Linked DNA regions of Homo sapiens: regions 2, 3 and 4 are each linked to region 1. A link is an interaction called in ENCODE POLR2A ChIA-PET data of the cell type or tissue named here. Cell type or tissue: MCF 10A. All regions are shown on one strand. Region 1 overlaps LOC124904517 (a long non-coding RNA gene). Region 2 holds the start of LINC01655 (long intergenic non-protein coding RNA 1655). Region 3 overlaps LINC02257 (long intergenic non-protein coding RNA 2257). Region 4 overlaps LINC01655 (long intergenic non-protein coding RNA 1655).

The links. ChIA-PET counts read pairs that join two places held together with the same protein. Peaks named below come from ENCODE experiments on the same cell type or tissue, not always from the same donor. Only the 100,000 strongest peaks of a DNase experiment are listed, where the experiment ranks them.
Region 2: POLR2A ChIA-PET joins it to region 1 with 38 read pairs; 3 of 35 experiments call an interaction of 5 or more read pairs at or near these places.
Region 3: POLR2A ChIA-PET joins it to region 1 with 11 read pairs; 3 of 35 experiments call an interaction of 5 or more read pairs at or near these places.
Region 4: POLR2A ChIA-PET joins it to region 1 with 46 read pairs; 2 of 35 experiments call an interaction of 5 or more read pairs at or near these places.

Annotation. Positions count from the first base shown.
Region 1 is chr1:221,889,450-221,894,449 of GRCh38, reverse strand. All of the region lies in intron 2 of LOC124904517 (a long non-coding RNA gene), which reads right to left. Among named protein-coding and RNA genes, the nearest start is that of LINC01655, 51 kb to the right of the region's middle. In MCF 10A, a CTCF peak has its summit at 2,194; a DNase peak (open chromatin) is centred at 2,509.
Region 2 is chr1:221,837,869-221,842,868 of GRCh38, reverse strand. It overlaps LINC01655 (long intergenic non-protein coding RNA 1655), which reads left to right and starts at 2,203. Exons shown (of 4, transcript NR_125989.1): 1 at 2,203-2,333; 2 at 2,416-2,561. RefSeq lists enhancers at 3,003-3,052, 3,423-3,502, 2,319-3,518. In MCF 10A, no CTCF peak of the experiment used is centred here; a DNase peak (open chromatin) is centred at 2,868.
Region 3 is chr1:221,959,509-221,964,508 of GRCh38, reverse strand. All of the region lies in intron 1 of LINC02257 (long intergenic non-protein coding RNA 2257), which reads left to right. Among named protein-coding and RNA genes, the nearest start is that of LINC02474, 4.4 kb to the left of the region's middle. In MCF 10A, no CTCF peak of the experiment used is centred here; a DNase peak (open chromatin) is centred at 2,638.
Region 4 is chr1:221,830,689-221,835,688 of GRCh38, reverse strand. LINC01655 (long intergenic non-protein coding RNA 1655) reads left to right here. Exons shown (of 4, transcript NR_125989.1): 3 at 1,343-1,397. Among named protein-coding and RNA genes, the nearest start is that of LINC01655, 7.5 kb to the left of the region's middle. In MCF 10A, no CTCF peak of the experiment used is centred here; DNase peaks (open chromatin) are centred at 638 and 2,868.

The DNA of each region.
Region 1 (5,000 bases):
ATGTCTTTTGCCCACTTTTAAATTTTTTTTTTTGTTCTTTATAGATTCTGAATATTAGGTCTTTGTTGGATGCATAGTTTGTGAATACTTTCTCCCATTCCGTAGGTTGTCTGTTTACTCTGTTACTTCCTTTTGCTGTGCAGAATCTCCTTAATGTAATTAGTTCTCAGTTGTCAATTTTTGTTTTTGCTACAATTGCTTTTGAGGACTTAGCCATACATTATTTCCCAAGATTAATGCCCAGAATGGTGTTTTCTAGGTTTTCTTCTAGGATGCTTATAGTTTGAGGTCTTATATTTAAGTCTTTAATCCATCTGGAGTTAATTTTTATATATGATGAAAGGTAGGGGTCGAGTTTTATTCTTCTGCCTATGGCTAGCCAGCTGTCATAGAACCATTTATTGAATAGGGGAGTCCTTTCCTCATTGCTTATTTTTGCTGATGTCATCAAAGATCAGGCAAAGGTGTGCTGCAGGTATGCAACTTTATTTCTGGGTTCTCTATTCTGTTCCATTGGTCTATGTGTTTTTTGTTTGTTTGTTTTGTTGTTTTTGCTTTTTTGAGATGGAGTCTCACTCTGTTGCCCAGGCTGGAGTGCAGCGGCACCATCTCGGCTCACTGTAAGCTCCATCCCCTGGGTTCAAGCGATTCTCCTGCCTCAGCCTCCCCAGTAGCTGGGATTACAAGTGCCCACCATAACGCCTGGCTAATTTTTGTGTTTTTAGTGGAGATGGGGTTTCATCACATTGGCGGGGCTGGTCTCGAACTCCTGACCTCAAGCGATCTGCCCACCTTGGCCTCCCAAAGTGCTGGGATTAAAGGTGTGAGCCACCGCACCCAGCCTATAAGTTTGTTTTTGTACCAGTACCATGCTGTTTGGGTTATTATAGTCTTATAGGTTGAAATCAGATAATGTGATGCCTCCGGCTTTGTGTTTGTATAGGATTGCTTTGGCTATTTGGGCTCTTTTTCGGTTCCATATGAATTTTAGAATAGTTTTTTTTTTTTCTAATTCTGTGGAAAATGCCATTGGTAGTTTGACAGGAATAGCATTGAATCTGTAGATTGCTTTAGACAGTATAGCCATTTAATGATACTGATTCTTCCAATCCATGAGCATGGAATATTTTTCCATTTGTTCATGTCACGTATGATTTCTTTCATCAGTGTTTTGTAGTTCTCCTTGTGGAGATCTTTCACCTCCTTGGTTAGATGTATTCCTAGGTATTTTAATTTTTTGTGGGTATTGTAAATGGGATTGTGTCCTTGACTTGGCTCTCAACTTGGACATTATTGGTGTATAGAAATGCTACTGATTTTTGTACATTGATGTGTATCCTGAAACCTTCCTAAAGTTTATCAGTTCTAGGAGCCTTTTGGTGGTGTCTTTGGGGTTTTCTAGGTATAGAATCATATCAGCTGTGAAGAGAGAGAGTTTGACTCCCTGAAGAGGCATCCCTATTTGGATGCCTTTTATTTCTTTCTCTTGCCTGATTGGCCTGGCTAGCACTTCTAAATACTATGTTGAATAGGAGTGGTGAGAGTGGACATCTGTGTCTTGCTTCAGTTCTCAAGAGAAATACTTTCAGCTTTTCCCATTCAGTATAATGTTGGCTGTAGGTTTGCCATAGACAGCTCTGATTATTTTGAGGTATGCTCCTTCAATGCCTAGTTTGTTGAGGGGATTTCCTTTTAGAAAACTCAGAAACAGGTCCTGAGGCTGAAATCTTTGTCCCAGAGGTTCCCCCCACCCCACCCCTTCCTAATATCTTGTGACCCAAAGCTTCCTCACAGCTGGAACTAATGCTGCTATAAATGCCTAACTTCTGAGGCAGTTTAGATATAAAGAAATAATTTCACAGAAGTTACTAATGTGGAGGTTGTCACACTCAAGCTGAGAAGTCTCACACAACTGGAAATGTGTAGCTGATTCCCAGAGGCTTTGATACTGTTTGGGGCAGTCTCTAAGGCTAACCAGACCATTTGGATGTGCAGGATAAAATACCTCCTAGCTTAATAGAATGGACAGAACCTTGTTAGACTTCAGCAGGAATTTGGTCCTTCAACATGAGGAGCTTTCTCAGTTGGGCAGTGTGATGGTTAATTAGGAAGGCAGAGGTAATTACGGAGCTGACTTATTGGAATAGCAGCTGCTAAATGACAGATTTCTTGTTCATCAAGCATCCTGAAGGTGGTGTCTTGGTATTTAGCTTCTTCTTATGTGGATAAACAGAGACTAATATCTGGGGACACTACCTTGCCCACAATCTTGTTCCATCCTTTTTGGGATCTTATTTAATGTACAATGTTCAGTGGTTTAAGGTGAGAGCAGATCCATTCACTGGGCCTCATATACTTGAAGTTGTATGATTGTCAAACTTTCTGTCTGCTGGCAAGGCAGAGAGGGATAAGAGAAAGCTGATGAAAATATCATAATTCTGATTCAATTAGTCAGTCAGCCTGGTCAACAGAAAGATGCCTACAGATTTTAATTGGCCTCGGGGGAGGAGAACAGAATGTTCTAAGATGTCCTTGTTCACCCTGATATTGCATTATCTGGGCCACAGGGCAGCTGCAATCTTTCCCCCAGGGCTCAGGATGTCTGCCTAGAAATAAACTTCAAATTTAGTGTTAACCTTTTTACCACCATGTTGCTTCAAAACAGATATTCTTCAGTGGAGTTAGCTTTAGAGATGTAAAATCTGTCCCATTTCTAAGTAGGTCAATATTATTCCTAGAATACTAACCCCAGAGGACACTGATGTTGGGGGATGAGCAGTTCTATCTAAGCAGGGGGGTCAGAAATTTGGGTCTGTGTTCTCCTGCTAATTTCACCCATAATTCCAGAAACCAGTGCTTTCACTTCTCCATGCCTTGGAATCTCTGTCAATGAAACAGGAATGGCTGTGCTCTCTTGAAAAAATAATCTGCTTTGAAGTCATAAAATCCAAAGTACCAACCCTCACTTGTTCTAGGGGATGAAGGTGAAAAGGTTTCGTGATCAAATGACACTGTCATATTTTAAGAGCTTCTTTTCTACGTACATTTTCAAATCATGAAATTCATATGCTGTGTTAGGGTAAGCTAAGTTTTGCTGTGGCAATAAACTCCCAAATCCCAAAGGCTATTCCTCACTTTCCGAACAGTCTGATGCAGGTCAGGCTGCTCTCCTTGGTGGCTACCCTTCAACAGTGATGAGACATTTAGGCTGTTTCTATCTTGCACCTTTGCTGTTTCAGAGTTCTTTGTTTCCAGGCATAGTGGCAAGAGAGAGGGCATGTATGGAACTCACCACCCTTCTTTCCTACCTCAGACAGAAAGTGCCAAGCATTACTTTACTCACACACCTGCCTGTGAACCAGAGTTAGTCACATAACCCCATCATAAATACAAGGGAGGCTGAGAAGCATGAGGGAGCTTGTGGAATATTTGGGGAGTGCTGGTGTTTGTGCTACATATTCTAGGAGTGTTATTATTGTTTTATGTCCAACCCAGGCAAGGATTCAAAATGAAGAAACATTTATTCAACAAACTTACCAAGTACTACCAACTAGAGATATAAAGATAAATGAGACCCAGGTCCAGCCCAAATAATTCATAGCTGGGAGATGGGCATGGGGAAAGATGCAAACAAGGAAATTATTGGGAAATTCATAATTGCTTAGAGGTAAAAATGAAATGTGTGGGAAGACAGAGTAGGTAAGGCTCTACAAAAGAACTGACTTGAAAGATGGTCCTTAGGTTCTGGAAGGAGGACTAGGAGTTTACCAGATGGTGATGTTGGGGTGGATGGATTCCATAAGAAGGAAAAAGGAGCTTAGGGTCAGACTTCCTTTGTTTTCAAAGTCAACATGGGAGGCCCCTGCAGTCCACTGCACTAGGCCTGTGCTTCTTAAAAAAAAGTAAAAGTGAGTAGATGCTGAAGCCTCAATTTTACAGTTTCCAAATGAATAGTAAGAATAAAAAGGCTTGAAAAAGAAAGTAGATAAAATAAAGTCTTTGGAAACAGTAAGAGAAAGGCCTCGCAAATCATTCCCTGCCAGGCTGGCTCAGTAAAATTTTGGGTGGCACAAGTGGCCCTATCTGCTATCAAATTCAATTATTTTGCCAGCAAAGCTCTAAGAATGGTGATAGCTGCTTTTGCTGGAGGGTTTCTCTTATTCATTATTTACAACCCCATCATCCTGGAAAACTGATATTTTGGCCTAAAAAATTAGGATCCAAGGCCAAAAACATTATTTCCAGAAAATGACAGGACATATAGTAAAAACTTCTGGATGGTACAAGCTCCCCAAGGGCTTGGATGTCCACTTTTTGATATGGGGCCTTCTAGAAAAGGTTATTGGCCATAATACCTTACATTTGCATGGTATTTGAAAGATTGCAAAGCATTTTTAAGTATCCATTAAGTGAGTTAATTAAAAAAAAAAGAGAGACCAGTATTGAGAAGGGCATGGGAAACTGGTAGTTTTTTGCATTATTAGGAGAATAATGCATTATTAGGAGAATTGCTGCCCCCTTTTTGGAGAACATTTTGGCAATGCCTACTTTTTAACCTAGCAATCACACTTCTAGGATTTATCCTTGAACTATGTTTGCACTAAATCAAAAGCCCAACATGAGTTCATTTGCAGTATTTGAAATTTAAAAAGGTAGGGAGAAAACTTACTATCTATGAAGTGGGAATATCCAAATAATTCATTATGTACTAGAACTATAAAATGCTATACATCTTGAAAAATGAGAAAAATCTGATGCCTTGACATGGAAAGATGTCCATGAGGCTGCTTAATAAAAGTTCCAAGCACATGTGTGTGTGTGCTTGGCTTGCCCAAGCCCTGCACCTCCTAAATGACAGCACCGGATTCAAATCTAAATAATCTCAATTTAGGTCCTGGATGCTTTGCACTTTATTTCACTTCCAGCACCCATGGGGTAGGATCTGGACATGAATGAGACTTCCTACCAACCAGCTCCAGGAAGTTGGGAAAAAATAGAAA
Region 2 (5,000 bases), 52 kb after region 1:
CACACTGTCTGGAGGGGGCTGGGGCAAACTTTATTTGCTAAAAAGATTTAAAAATGTTTTACATTAGTTTTCAAGCTATCAGAAAATTAAATGCAAATATAGATTTCAATGCATGCTTAATTGTTATATACAAACTTTTATGCGATAAAATGTTTTTCTTCTGAATTAGTTCTGGCAGGATTTGGAGAGCACAGGTTTCTAGCTTGACTTATAGTGAGGGATGTGTAAAAGACAGCAGAGGAGGTAAGGATGTAGGGACAAGAGGCGCCAGATGCAGGGAACACTTCAGTGCCTGAGTAAAGAGATGGGACCTACGGGCTGCCTTTATGGAACATATAACTAAACAGCAGCAGGTCAAGTGTCATCAATAGAGATCCCTATATCAGGGTCCTGTCTATACCACCAAGTCATTTCTGCAGAGTCAGACATCAATGGAACCTTTAGAGATGAAATATTTTAAGTACAAGAACACAATTCACTATTGAAAAGATTCCCTTGATAGAGAAAAGAATCCTTACTAAAACGATACTATCTCATTCAATGTACTGGCCCAAGAGGCTCAGATTTGTGAGTGTATCAGTGGAAGGGCCTTGTAGTCTTGAATAGACTTTCTAGAAACCATAAAACTGAGCTTGTGGGCTGGTGATCCACCATCATAATCAATCCATCAATCTTCATGGTGCCAGCACTGTGCTCTGGGTGTTGAAGTTTCCCCAAATATGCCAGGCATCTGCCTGCCTTAGGACTTGACTCTGACTTTCCTTTCTGCCTGGAACACTCTGCTTCTGGGTATTCACTCCTCACTCCCTTGACCCCCAACTTAAATCTTTTCCCTAGTCTGGTTGACTTGGATTAACTTACTTTAAATTGCAACCATCCTGTGGCCTGCAATCCAGATCCTTCTTACTCTGCTCTACTCCTTCCTCTTCCCAAAGCACTTAACACCCTCTAAAATACGACACACTTTACTCACTTACTATGCTTATTGTTTACTGTTGTCTCTTAGGAATCCGGGCTTTGTTTAGTTGGTTCATTGACATATCCTCAGCATTGGGATCAGTGCCCAGCACATTGTAGATCCTCAATAAATATTTCTGGAGTGGAGGAATCAATGCCTGGTTTCTAGAGTTTCTGCAGTTAACACAAAATCTTTATAATGTTTCATTTTCCAGCTCATCCTTTGGGTGCCACACCCATGATGCTGCATGATGGACGTGTGTTCATGACTTGCAGCTGCTCCCTCATGGGGTAGCATAAAGATGCATAGGACTTAGGGTCCAGTTCCAGCCTTGCCGACTGTGTGGTCTTGGGCCTCAGTTTCCTCATCACTACAATAAATTCCTTAGAGGGTTTCTGAGAGGAAGAATGAGGTGACATAAGTGAAAGTATTTGTACACCATAAAATAGGATACAGCTGTTTTCCTGTTGAGAAATACACAGAACTTTGGGCTGCAGTTTTCACTGTTCATAAAATTTTCTGGCCTGGCTTGCTCATTCACTTCTCAGCTAGTTGTCAGTCATCATTGGAGTGGACCTCCACTGATGATCTGCTATGTGACTAGAACTCTCCTAGGCAATTACACATATTATCTCCTCACTTAACAAATCTACCTTTGTTACCCCACTTTACAGGTGAAAGAGAGAAGACTCATGAATTGTCAAAGCCACCTGGGTAGTGAATGTCAGGGCTGAGACCCAGATCCTCGACTGTCTGACATGATCGTATTCTTTCGTACTGCCTGTTTCACTGCTCTCTCTCCATAGCAACATGTCCCATCCCTCTCCCTACTCCAGTCTCCTACCCAGTCCCCCACTCTCTCACACTCACACACATATGTACATATACACCCTGCCCCATGACCTGGAGCAATGTGTATCTTGAAGAATCAGCAACCCTCAGCACTCAGATCACTGCCCAGCCTCAGCATCTCAGCTCATCTTGTCTTTTGTTTGTTTGTTTGTTTTGTTTTTTCACTTTAACCTCATTAAGGGTCAGCAAAGGATCACTTAAATTTTGAGTTATGCTCTGTCACATATTATGGGGTAAAGGTTGCATCATAATAATATTTTGGAGAGTCTTAGAGACCTCTGGACTATCCCATGTGAATTATGAGGTCATAGTACATATCCTGCAGGCTTTCAACCTTGACCAGAGGTTTTCATAATGAATGCAGCATCCCTGGGGAGTGATCTGAAGCTGGCGAGGCAATGAGAACACCCTGGCAGGGCAGCTGAGCTGGGTGGATCCTTGTTCTGTCACCAAGCCTTTAAGTCATATGCTGACATGTTACAGTCCTGCCTGGGACCCTGCCCACAAATACTTAAGATACACGGTGAGCTCACAGTCTGCTTGTCTGAGGTGGGAGAAATCATCTGTTCCATTCTTAAATTCCTCCTTTCTCTTTCTTTCCCCAGACTTTGGGAATCACCCAACTGATGGAAAGAACCAGGAAAGGGGTCAGGATCTGCACCTTGGCAAACTTTGAAGAACACCCAATTTGATGAATGAAAACTCCTCACTTGTGCTCTGGTGGTGTTTTAGGACAATGGGCCCCTCCTGGGTAATAGTTATTGATGCAGTCTCTATCAGTAACCACCCCAAGTTTGAGATCCTTTACAAGGGAAGGTCATATTTCCAAAACTGAAACCTTGACCAAGTATCCCAGAGAGATAGGAAGGAGATACCACTCAAGTGTGTCATGGGCCTGTCCCAGGGCCTGGGAGTCAGCAGTTGGTGGCCTGGGATCCAAGGGTTAACAGCATGACCTGTTCTGGCTGGCACCAGTCACATGGTGTGCCCAACCTCACTGTTATTATCTGTTTCGGGTGAGTCACTGAGAACACAGACAGGAAAGACCCATGAACTTAGCTAGTTTCGCCCCAGGGTGTGAGACTCCACACAACTGAGTCTGGGCCACTGGCAGTGACTCATGGCGGGCCTCATGGGATTGCTGACGCAAGGTTGGAAGGGCACGTGGTTCTTCCCCCCACCGCTGGGTAGAATCCCCGCCAAAACATCCAGGCTGGAAATCCATCTTGGTCCTTGGGGAGAGAGAAAATAAAAAAGAATCATTTCTGATACTATAGCAAAGTATACAGGTGGATTTGGCAGGTCCAACTGACGAGTCTTCCACATTCTGAAAGAATTGGCTTTCTCACAATGTTAGAGTCTCTAGGAGTACTGGGGAGTGCAAATTCAACTGTTATAACTGGCATATGCAGAGAAAACGGCCCTCCTATCTCTTTTCTATGACTTGTGATGTCTTCCTCCTACTCCTGACCATCCTCTTTGGGCCCCTGGGGGTTCCTGGCTGATTTAGCCTCACCTGAGCTCTTGGTGTCACTAGAGACAATCAGTGTGGCTGTGAGTCCCATTCATTCACTTCCTGACCAGGCTATCACTCTGCCCTGTTCTACCTTTGCTGTTGGAGTTCAGGACAGGCTGCTCCAAAATATGGCCCCTTGGCATTTTAGAAAACAGCAGAAGCAGTAAGGACACTCTCTGACCTCCTCTTGCCCTTCTCCCCTAAAGCAGACTATCAAACCTAGACAGAATTTTCTGACCACCTGAAAGAGACCACAAGATCCTCATTCAAGAGGTGCCTTCAGGCCGGGTGCAGTGGCTCATGCCTGTAATCCCAGCGCTTTGGGAGGCCGAGGTGGGCAGATCATGAGGTCAGGAGATCGAGACCATCCTGGCTAACAAGGTGAAACCCCTGTCTCTACTAAAAACACAAAAAATTAGCCAGGCGTGGTGGCACACACCTGTAGTCCCAGCTACTTGGGAGGCTGAGGCAGGAGAATCACTTGAACCCGGGAGGCAGAGGTTGAAGTGAGCTGAGATCACACCACTGCACTCCAGCCTGGGTGACAGAAAGAGACTCAGTCTCAAAAAAAAAAAAAGGTGCCATCTCTATACCTAGAGGAAAGGAACATCCTTATCCTCAAAGACACAGAGGCCAGGAAGAATCTGAACAAGGAGGTCTTGCTAAGTTCCCCCAAGGTTGTTACCATCAGATCACACCTTTTTGTCCTCCAATCATATTTCTCCATGACTATCCACTCTTCATCAACCCAAGCATAAAAATAAACAAGCTTCTCTCTTTCTTTGGGTCTTCGTTTCCAAAGGCTTCCATCCACATAAAACTTACATTAATACATTTGTATACCTTTCTCTTGTAAATCTGTCTTTCGTAAGGGGCACCTTACCCATGAACCTAGCGATGGATGTGCAAAGAAAAGGAACCTTTCCTCCCCTCCACCGGTGAGCTGGACTCTCAGCCACATTTAGGTCCTGACTCAGGCACACAGGGACCCAGGGAACCTCACGAGAGTTAAATCTCAAGAACTCCCATTCTGCTGCCCACCTGCTATACACAAATGGGGTCTCAAAATGGGGAACAAAGTCAAGAGCCACTATCTGCCCTTGGTGTTTCTTTTATTTATCATCATTTTCTCTTCTTGATGAATTTCTATTGCCATTCATTCAAAAGACCTATTAAGTACCTGCTATTTGACAGGCTTAACTGTGACCTCATCCAGGAAGTTTTCCAAAAACTTCCTGAAATGTCTCTTCCTGCTCTGTCTTTCCAGGGCACTTTATTCCTACCTCCTATTCTGCCTCTCACATATATTGCAGGGATCTGTCACTCCCCTGTTCTGTAGACCTCCCATGTTCCTGCTCGAAAGGAGAAGCAGTCTTATTCAGCTTCTCGCCACCAGCGCTTGACACTCTGAATGTCTGTTGATAAAAAATGAATAACGAAAGGAAACAGAGGCGCAAACTTAAGTATAGAAACTCTTCATACTCAGAGAGGCAGCATGGTTTTGTGGTTCAGGGCACAGGCTCTGAAGTCAGACCGCCTTGGTTTTAATCCTGGCTGTAAGATTTAGCAGGAGTATGAGCCTAGGCAAGTTATTTAACTGCCGTGTGCCTCACCTTCCACATTTGAAAAGCGGCAATAATAAGTACCTGCCTCATAGTGTGCTCGTGTGGATTA
Region 3 (5,000 bases), 70 kb before region 1:
CTGGAGTGCAGTGGCGCGATCTCGGCTCACTGCAAGCTCCGCCTCCCGGGTTCACGCCATTCTCCTGCCTCAGCCTCCCAAGTAGCTGGGACTACAGGCGCCCGCTACCACGCCCGGCTAATTTTTTTTTTGTATTTTTAGTAGAGATGGGGTTTCACCGTGTTAGCCAGGATGGTCTCGATCTCCTGACCTCGTGATCCGCCCGCCTCGGCCTCCCAAAGTGCTGGGATTACAGGCGTGAGCCACCGCGCCCGGCCGGCAATTTGATTTCTATGTCCTAATTTGTTCTCTGAGATAGGGTTTCCACTTGGCTTCTTAATAAGATTCATTTAGTAGTCTCTAATTTGGTTGGAGACATTTCTTTCATTTTAATTCTCAGGAGCATTCTTTCTAGACTATTGGGTATCTCAAATGGCTTAAAATGTCAGGTTTGGGCCACAGTAATGTATTCTCTGTTTTTTTTAATCAGAAAGTGGATGACACGTGTGTGCATGTCAGCAAACTCTCATTATTAAAAAGTTCCCTCTGTCCTTTAGTCTTTGACTGTCATGAGCAAGGAGACCTTTGGCCAGGGTAATAAAGATGACTAATGATGGGGCTCAGGACATACTACCCCAAATATGCCTTTTTGGCCTAAGGATTATTTTGAGCTATTTTGGGAAATAGCAAACACAGAGAAGCTTTGAAAACAAATTAGTTTTGAAAACAGTTATGATTTCATAAGATAAATTTACATCTGTAAAGAAAACCTCCATTGTAAGGGTGTCTCCTTTCTGCATCAGAAAGAAAAGAAGAACTAATTCCCTAGAGAAGGCATCAACTTAAATCTAGTTATCAAATATTATGCTTCTTTAACGGTGCTTTTCCTGGCCAACTTTTCTTTTTCTTTTTTTTTTTTTTTTTTTTTGAGACAGAGTCTTACTCTGTCACCCAGGCCAGAATGCAGTGGCATGATCTTGGCCCACTGCAACCTCTGCCTCCTGGGTTCAAGCAATTCTCCTGCCTCAGCCTCCTGAATAGCTGGGATTACCGGCAACCACCACCACGCCTGGCTAATTTTTGTATTTTTAGTAGAGATGGAGTTTCAACATGTTGGCCAGACTGGTCTCGAACTCCTGACCTTGTGATCTGCCTGCCTCAGCCTCTCAAAGTGCCGAGATTACAGGTGTGAGCCACCATGCCCAGCCATGGCCAACATTTCTTAATTGCATCATTCCCCTCAGCCTTCTCTCTTTGTTTCAGAGAAGGATAGTACTTAAGGGTGAGGTCTAGGATAATTCTTTGAGATCTGCTGCAGAGATTTACTCATTTCTCTGGGTTGTCTCCCATAGGTACACATTTTATCAGAATTCTGTTTGTTTTTCTCTTGTTAATTTGTCTTTTTTACAGAGAAGCTCAGAAAAAACTCATCAAGGTGAAAGAGAAAATTTATTGTTTTCTCCCCTACACTTTCTGGAACTTGGGCTCTGAGGCTGCTCTGGCTTAATCGGTCAAGCATCTGGGTCCTGGGTCTGAGTTCAAATCCTGATCCTTCTTGCTGTGCAAGCTTGGGAGAACGATCTCACCAACCTTGCACAGGTACTGCCCGTTTAAGATGTAGACCATAGTCCCTTTATTACAGGACCTTGTATGGATTAAATGAGTTACTGGGTGAAAAGCGCTGAGAAGAGTGCCTGTCACAGAGTAACTGCTGTTATTGCAAGTAAAGAATCAGAACTATGCTAAATTCACAGTCAGCCTGGGAAAAATGTCAAAAGGAGTGCACATGAATGGTCAATGGACCAAAGACCCTTAGATTTGATAAAGATATGAGCTTTGTGTCTTATTTCCTAATGTTAAGTAAAAATTATGAAAGGCTATTGTTTTGTATTAGGCCCCAACAGACCAGACTAAAAATCAAAATGGAGTCACCCATGCCAAAGTTCCATATCACCAAACTGAAAATAAGTTGTTATTTCATCTTCCCCAAAATCAGGACAGAGCAGTAACAGCCAATGTTCCAAGCAGACCAGTTTCCGTCTTTAATGAGCAGGATAACGAAGTTCCCTCTGTTTTAATCCTTACAACAAAAGTAACCCGACGTAACCTGATGCTAACAAATCTGTTATTTCTCTATTGTTCTGTTTCCTTGTTCTCACCTTGTAAGGGAGGTAACTTTCAAAGGACGAGTCCACATTTTGTTCTTTGCTTCTGGTTTCTTCAACCCCCTCTGTCTATAAAATGAATCCCCTCTGCTCAACTCTTTGGGACACTTATTCTATTTTATGGAATGAGACATTGCCCAATCCTAGAATTGCAATAAAGCTAGTCGAGATCTTCAAACTAAACGTGTAATTTTGTCCTTTGGCAAATCTGGTGACCACAAAGGAAACTGAAGGAGACTGCTGAAAACCCTGAGACCTTCTGAGAAACATAGGAAAAATGCTGTAGTCCCTTTTGGAGGGGCGGGGGTGAAGGGGTTCCTCTGTCTTTCTCATGGAGCTCCAGGAGTCATAAGTAAGTTCCTCTCAGGTTGGAGCTCTGTTGTCTTTTGCATTTGAGCTCCCTAATATCTTTGGCCTTTGGGGTACAAAGGGTTAGTTTATATAGTGAAAGAGCACTTGACTGTGTGTTACCAAGGGTTGCTTTGTGCTGTGGCAGGGCACATGACCTTTCGGTTTGTGGTGACTGATGAGTCACTGGCAAAAAAGCTGCAGTTTTTAAGGTAACTGATGGCAGTTACAATAAGTAGTTATTACTGAAGGGGGGCTCTTTATTTTTTTCTCTTCTTATATGCTGAGGTCTTATAGCTAAAGCCATGTCAGCTCTAAGAGACCCAAGATCATACATAAAAATGGGATCCTTAATTTATAAATATCTGAGTACTTCGCCTTCTGGTGTACTTGCCTTTTTCATGTCTAGGAGCTATGACCTTGGAAGCTGCAAATATTTACAAAAGTGGCAAAATCTTACTAAAGATAATTCAGAATTACAGGGCCATTATATGGAACATTCCAGATGAATAAGGCTGTTCATTTGACAAGCATACTTAAATCTCAAGTCTCTCAAATTTAGCAGAGAGAATGTCATTCTAATTATTAATAGCATTCAGAAGCCTCAAAGAGACAGAATTCTAACTTTTTTTAAATTAATTGTGAAGAACTAATAAAAAGCTAAAAAGGCTGGGTGCAGTGGCTCATGCCTGTAATCCCAGCACTTTGGGAGGCCGAGGTGGGCGGATCACGAGGTCAGGAGTTTGAGACAAGCCTGGCCAATATGGTGAAACCCTGTCTCTACTAAAAATACAAAAATTAGCTGGGCATAGTGACATGCGCCTGTAGTCCCTGCTACTCAGGAGGCTGAGGCAGGAGAATCACTTGAACTCGGGAGGCAGAGGTTGCAGTGAGCCAAGATCGCACCCCTTCACTCTGGCCTGGGCGACAGAGCGAGACGCCATCACACACATACAAAAAAGCTAAAAATGCAAGATATCATCCACATCAAGAACAGTAAAACTGACAGAATTCCTACTGCTCCTCTCTATCCCACTTTGCCTGAGTATTTAGTCTACTAACTCTCAGTCTGACTTGGCTTTCTCCTCTGAAAACAAAACAAAACAAAACAAAATAAAACCACAATTAAACAGTTTGCTTAAAGCCACTCAAAAATTCAGGAAATAATCCCAGAGTGACTTACACTCCCTAGGTGATAATAGAACTCAGCGCCATAGTTAAAAATTTTGCTAAATCTAGGGAAGGCCTTCAAAAGGTTTCTGAAGAATTCAAGGTCTTAATTGAAATTTATGACCTCAAGATATTTGATCTTTACCAATTAATTCACATACTAGTGAAAACTGGTGAAGCCCAGAAATGGATAAAAGAGGCAGAATGGTATTACTGGACAAGCTCCTACCTGGTCCATGTATAGGCCTAACAAAACCTGAAAAATCACAATTGAGCATTTGAAAGCCATTTCCAATGTGTTTCAGCTCCACGCCAACCAACAACCTAGAATGGCCTTTGGGTCTACCCCAGAGCACTTCTTCAACAAGCAACCCCTAAAACAGCAGTTGCTATTGGTGCAAACAACCAGGACATTGGAAAAGAGGCTACTCCCAAAATTTCAAGGAAAGTCCCTAAAAACAGCCTTTTCACTCCCTGATAATTTCCATGTTAACTATCAGGATTGATGGGCCTTAGAGGGAGCTGCTCTAACCTTCTACCGGTTGTTATCCAATCTAGGTAGACACCAGAGCCACTATTTCCATTTTCAACCCCACTATTATAGGACAACCACTCCTTTGGATAAAGAAGAAAATTTATATTGTAGGGAATATGAAATCAAGTTCTATTCTTGAATCCAGGCATAGAAAATGCCTTTTTGCCATGTTAGTTACAGGGCTTCATCCTGAAGTCAGTAATCTAACTAACAAGTAAGATAAATTCAAAAGACTACCTATCAACTATATGGTCCAAAAAATTCAACTTTTGACATTTGACTGGCTATTTTGAAACTTTTTGTAAAAGATATTTATCTCTATAATGAAAACCTCCATTTGTAAGGGCCTGTCCCTCTATTCACCTAAACCCCTAAAAACTTTACAATGGTGAAGACATGGGTATAAAGTTTACATAATAAACCTTACCTTTAAGGTGCTTTTCCTGGCCATTTTGTCTCAACTGGACCTATATCTATGCTGTTCTTTGTCTGGGGAAGTAATGGTGTTGAGATCTAAGTTCTGTGCCTTTGAGATATAAATTTTCTACTTTGTTTTACCTAAGAGTCGTGTCTTCGAAAGTGCAAATTTAGGGTTGCCTAATTATTATTTAGGGCAATGAAACAGATGATTGGGAGATTTATGGTATAAAATGGAGAGAGAAACTATTTTAACATTGAGAAATAAATAATCTTATAAAAGCTATAAGACCTGCTTCTGTCTGTGTGTCTATATGTTCATATGGGTTATGTGTATGTGATATTTCTCTCTGAAAATATATTAACGAGCTGTAATTAATAGCTTA
Region 4 (5,000 bases), 59 kb after region 1:
TCTACATTTTTAGCAGGTGCCTAATTCTGATGCTGGTGGTCCAGGGATGATTTTGAGAGAGATTTGCCTACACCTTAACTGTTACAGTGGACACAGTTCAGATTGAGTCAAATAGTGAGAATAACGCAGCCCTCATAGTTCCCATTGTTCCATTGTCTCTCCTGAGAAGTCCACATTTCTGGGTGGGATCATTGTGAGCCAAGTTGGGAAAGGCAGGGAGATTTCTGAACCAAGCCCTGGAATCTGTGGGAGGGCTCTGGTAGCCAGAAAAGTAGAATTACAGAGCATCAGAGTATGTGACATAGAGTTTCTCAACACCTCATCGATTTATGCTGGCACAGTTTACCTATAGCCGAGGGCCCCTGAAGTTTATTTGTATTGATTGCAACATCACTCACAGAATGGGGAGATGTAATAGATGGCATATGCTCGAACATGAAGTTGAAGAGTGGGATCTATGCAAGCCAGCCATGCATGCCACTGGTCTCCCCAATGGTTGTTACTAACACAGTGTGAAAAGGAGGCACTTGGCCAAAGAGAAAAGAATCAGAAAATGAACTGGTGTTAGGGAAACAACAAGCACCAATCAGGCATGCAGAGAAAACCCAAAACCTACTTGCATCTTGAAGTCCTATGGACAGAAGCCTGTCCTGTTTTGCAAGTATCAGGTGTATTCCTGGAAGATGACTATTTCAGGTATTTGGAGTAATACTTGTTTAGGTAACAGGGCAGACAGCAGAGGTGGTTGAAGAAGAACAATGCCTCTTCTGGGAACTGCAACCTCCTGCTGTTTGTCTGTTTCCCTTCTTAGCATAGTAACTCAGAAGGTAGAGGGGCCAGCTCAGATTCTCCTTCACAAGGACATGCTGTAGATGTCAGGCCCCACCACTAGTGCCTGCCTTGAAGGTCTTCAAGCAAGAATCTGGTCATAGACATCCCCTTAAAGAAAATCTAATTTAAATCCTCTGCTATTGCTAAATGATGTGCCAGAAGAGATTACCCAAATAAACTAATTTGCAATGACTTGAATGAAGTACACGTTCCCCTGGCATTCTGCTTCCCACCATAGCACGCCTAGGTGTGATATGCTATTAATCCCTTGGTAGCTCTAGAAGAAGAAGATGGGCTGTAGTATCTAAACCCTGGATTCAAATCTTGGCTCTGTCACCTGCTTTGGAAGGGTTATTTAACTATTCTGATTATTTGTTTCTTAACAAAACTGAAAAAGTCTGGGAACCTCATAAGAAGATGAAATATTTCATCGTATTGATGTATCTAATCATAACACAGCAGCTGTTATAAAGGTGTCAAATGAGAGTGGTCATTCTTCTTACTCTTCTAGATGCTCCAGTGAAGCCCCATATCACCTTTTTCCTTCCTGTTTGCCATAGCTCCAGGTAAGAGACACTGTAGTCAAAATGACAATTTTGATTTCAATCTTGAAATGTGCAGCCTAAATATAAAGCTCATCTATTTGGTTTGAGGTTCAGAGACCTGAGCAATTCATTCTGAGAGATCCAGGTTCTAAAGTAACTTGATCCCTGCACAGGAAACAGTCTCAACAATGACCTTGTCATCTCCCATTCATTCTAATTTCCTGGGCACCAAAGACTTCTACTACCTCAGTGGAGAGTCAGATCAGAAGCTATAGACTCCATCCACTAAAACTCAATGGCCCTCTCCCAGCCTGCCCCCTGTCTCAGGTGAATCCAGGCAGCCTGTGAGAAGATGAAACTCCCCTGCATGAATTTTTTTGGTGAGAAGTTTTAAAATCACTAATTCAATCTATTTACTTGGGTGTTGTGCCATGTGTAACACTTAGAATCATCCCTGGTGCTCTCCTCTTATGTATTTCCTGCATGAATATGAAAACATCCTGAATCTACTGAACTTAATCCCTCAAACCTGCCATTTCACCAATGACCTACCCTAAATCACTAGCTGGGCCCATTTGACACTCATGAGCCTAGATTATTTTTCACCTAACTCTACTAGCAAAGAACTTGTGTCCTGTGACTAGCTATTGGCATTGACATTCCTCCATCCATCCATAGTAATATACATATTATTGGGTTCACTAACACTACATGTTAGTGCCCTCTTAAATCTGGAAGTACTTGGGTGAGTATGAGGAAATTTGGTCTATTGAAAGAAGCATTGAAGTGTTGGATTGAGGATTAAGCACTTGACCTTGGTAGCCTATATCTGTCCCCAAATAGCCAGTGTCCCTGTGGAAGGTAGACTCCATCCAACTCCAAACCAAGCCCCTGGAAATGCATCCCTTGTTCTTATTGGTGGTAACAGGCACCTCCTTGAACCTCTCCCCAGCCTGGCCTCTCAAAGCACCAAACAAACCTGAAATTGTCTCAGGGGAGCCCCTGTCTCTCTGACACCAGGGTATTAAGAAATTGGACAGAAGCCCCACTAAGCAGAGTCAAATGTAACTCTCAGCCTAAACCTGATAGTCTCTTTCTTCCCACCCAGATACAAGGTACCTTGACAACAATCCTTTAAAAATCAAATAAAGTCCCCCTTGTTCTGTGTTGATTTTTAAATTTTCACAGATTTCTCCTTTTGCTAAAGCCAAATGTAGCTGCACAACTGCTTTTACGTTCTTTGCAAAAAAGCTATTATATTAAAAAGAAAATGAGAACGCTAGGCTGTGCTGCCCAGTGGCTCCTAATGCCTGCATTACACAGACAGAAAACTGGGATTGGATCCTGCCCATTTTTCCTAAGGGGATGATGGTATAGAATCTGTTTAGTCAAGAGCAGAGGGTAAGAGAGGATAACATTTTTCTCCAAACAAAGGAAGGGCATGTATCCGCCAAAGGTTCCTGCAGCCAGGCCTAGGAATATCACCAGTGACCTGGCTTGCTTCCAGTGGGCCTGTTTGGTTTTGTCCTAGCATAGAACATAAACAGCATCCCATAGTCTAGGACAGCCAGAGGCTAAAGTGCCTGAGAGATTCTCAACCCTTTCTGTAACTATACATTTATTTTAAGTTCACTCCATGGACCTCCTCTAAACCCATAATTTTAACCTGAGTATCTTTTCTACTCGTTTTGTAGGTTTATATGTCACTGCTGTTTTATGCTACAAAGTTAATTTTCCTTTAATTCTCTTTATGTCATGATGAATTACTTACATTTAGGATCACTGTGTTTTTCTTTCTTTAGACAGAGACAGAGCACCTTAAGTAGTTATTCATAACATTGGGACCAAACTTTGGTAGTTTTCCTTTCTGACATCACAACTTGGTTCAGATTAACAAAGCAGTGGTCCCTGCCTCAGAAAGATGATTAAATTCCCAATGACAGCAAAGTTCACACAAAGCAGGTCTAACAAGAAGCCACAGTGTCTAGCGGCAGCCTGCAGTTATATGTGACAGGAAGCAAGGAGAGGGCTGGAAACTCCAGCTGGAGCAGTGCCTGACATGCCTTTACAGCCAGAAGTCTTTCATGTTTATTGATGCTAAGGAAACAATTATAATTAGTTATGGCTAACTAGGCAACATGAAATACCTTTCCATTTATTCTTAATTCTGTTTCTGCTCTTACTACCACCACCACTACCATTGATAGAAACTCTATGGAAAGAGGAAGAAGGGAGAGTCTGTGGGTAGAGGGAGGGATGGAGGATATTGGGCAGGTTGGAGCTAATGAAGGTAGTCTGAGGAACATCACACTATCAACAGTCTGTTCAGAAGGGAAAGTGATGACAACAGTGAGGACCTTTGTGGAGTGCTTGCTCTATGCTGGGCCCTGTTGTAGGTTCATTACCTGTATTATTTCACTAAATCTTCACTACAACACTATCAGGTAGGAACCATTATGATCCCTTAGAGTAAATGGATTGCTGCCACATTGCATGTAAAAGGGTGATGTTACATATACAAAGTAATATTGCATACAGATTGAAATCACATGTAAATTAAGATTGATATTGCATGTATGCAGATCATAGGTAGAAGGATGCATTGGAATCAAGGCCGTTTGTCAAGATGGCAGCACTCATTGGAAACTCTTCTTTCCTAGGGGTTACTATTTAAACCAGTGGCCTAGTTTAGAAAGTAACTTTGTGCCTCTTGGAAAAGGAGTTGGGAACAAAAGGAACTAGTTGCTCGTAGGAAAAAAGCAAACACAGAGAGGTTCTGAGATCTGCCCAGAAGGGGATCTGAAATCAAGACTAAGTGTGTAGTCCTTCACGAAGCAGCAGGCAAGGCTCATCTTAGGAGGAAGAAGAGGAAGCCATCATCTATGTGTCACAGGTGCTGAGGTGTAGGAGACCCCAACCCTCCAATCATCTTCCCTATTTAATTTGCTAATAATGCGTCAACATAGTAGACCCTGGCACACATTAGGAACTCAATAAATGTTACTTTTCTTATTTATTGGGTAAGATCCAAGTGCTTTATCCGTGAAGTACACCTTTCTGTAAATTTAGTTATACTGTCCATTCTCAAGAATTGATTTTAGGGCTGGGCACGGTGGCTCATGCCTCTAATAACAGCATTTTGGGAAGCCAAGGCTAGGAGTTTGGGACCAGCCTGGGCAACATAGTGAGACCTCATCTCTAAAAATGTTTAAAAAGTAGCTGGGCGTGGTGGTGGGTGCCCATAGTCCTAGCTACTAGGGAGGCTGAGATGGGAGGATCCCTTGAGCCCAAGAGCTTGAGGCTGCAGTGAGTTATAATTGCAAAACTGCACTGCAGCCTGAGTGACAGAACAAGACTCCAACTCACACACACACAACAAAGTTTTTGCTAAACAGAAGAGAGATTTTGGGGATATCTGGCAATAAAAGGAGAAAATACTCCAGGGGAGATGGATATGGGAAGGACAGAGTGGGACACCTAAGAGAAGCCCCACATGATTTTCCCAATATTGCCTGGGCAGCCCTAGGAGCTGAGGGATGGGACAAGGAGATACCAGCAGCCTGCAGAAAGCTGCAGAGCTGAACTTGCACACACACCATCCACGGACACCTGAATGCAGCCCAT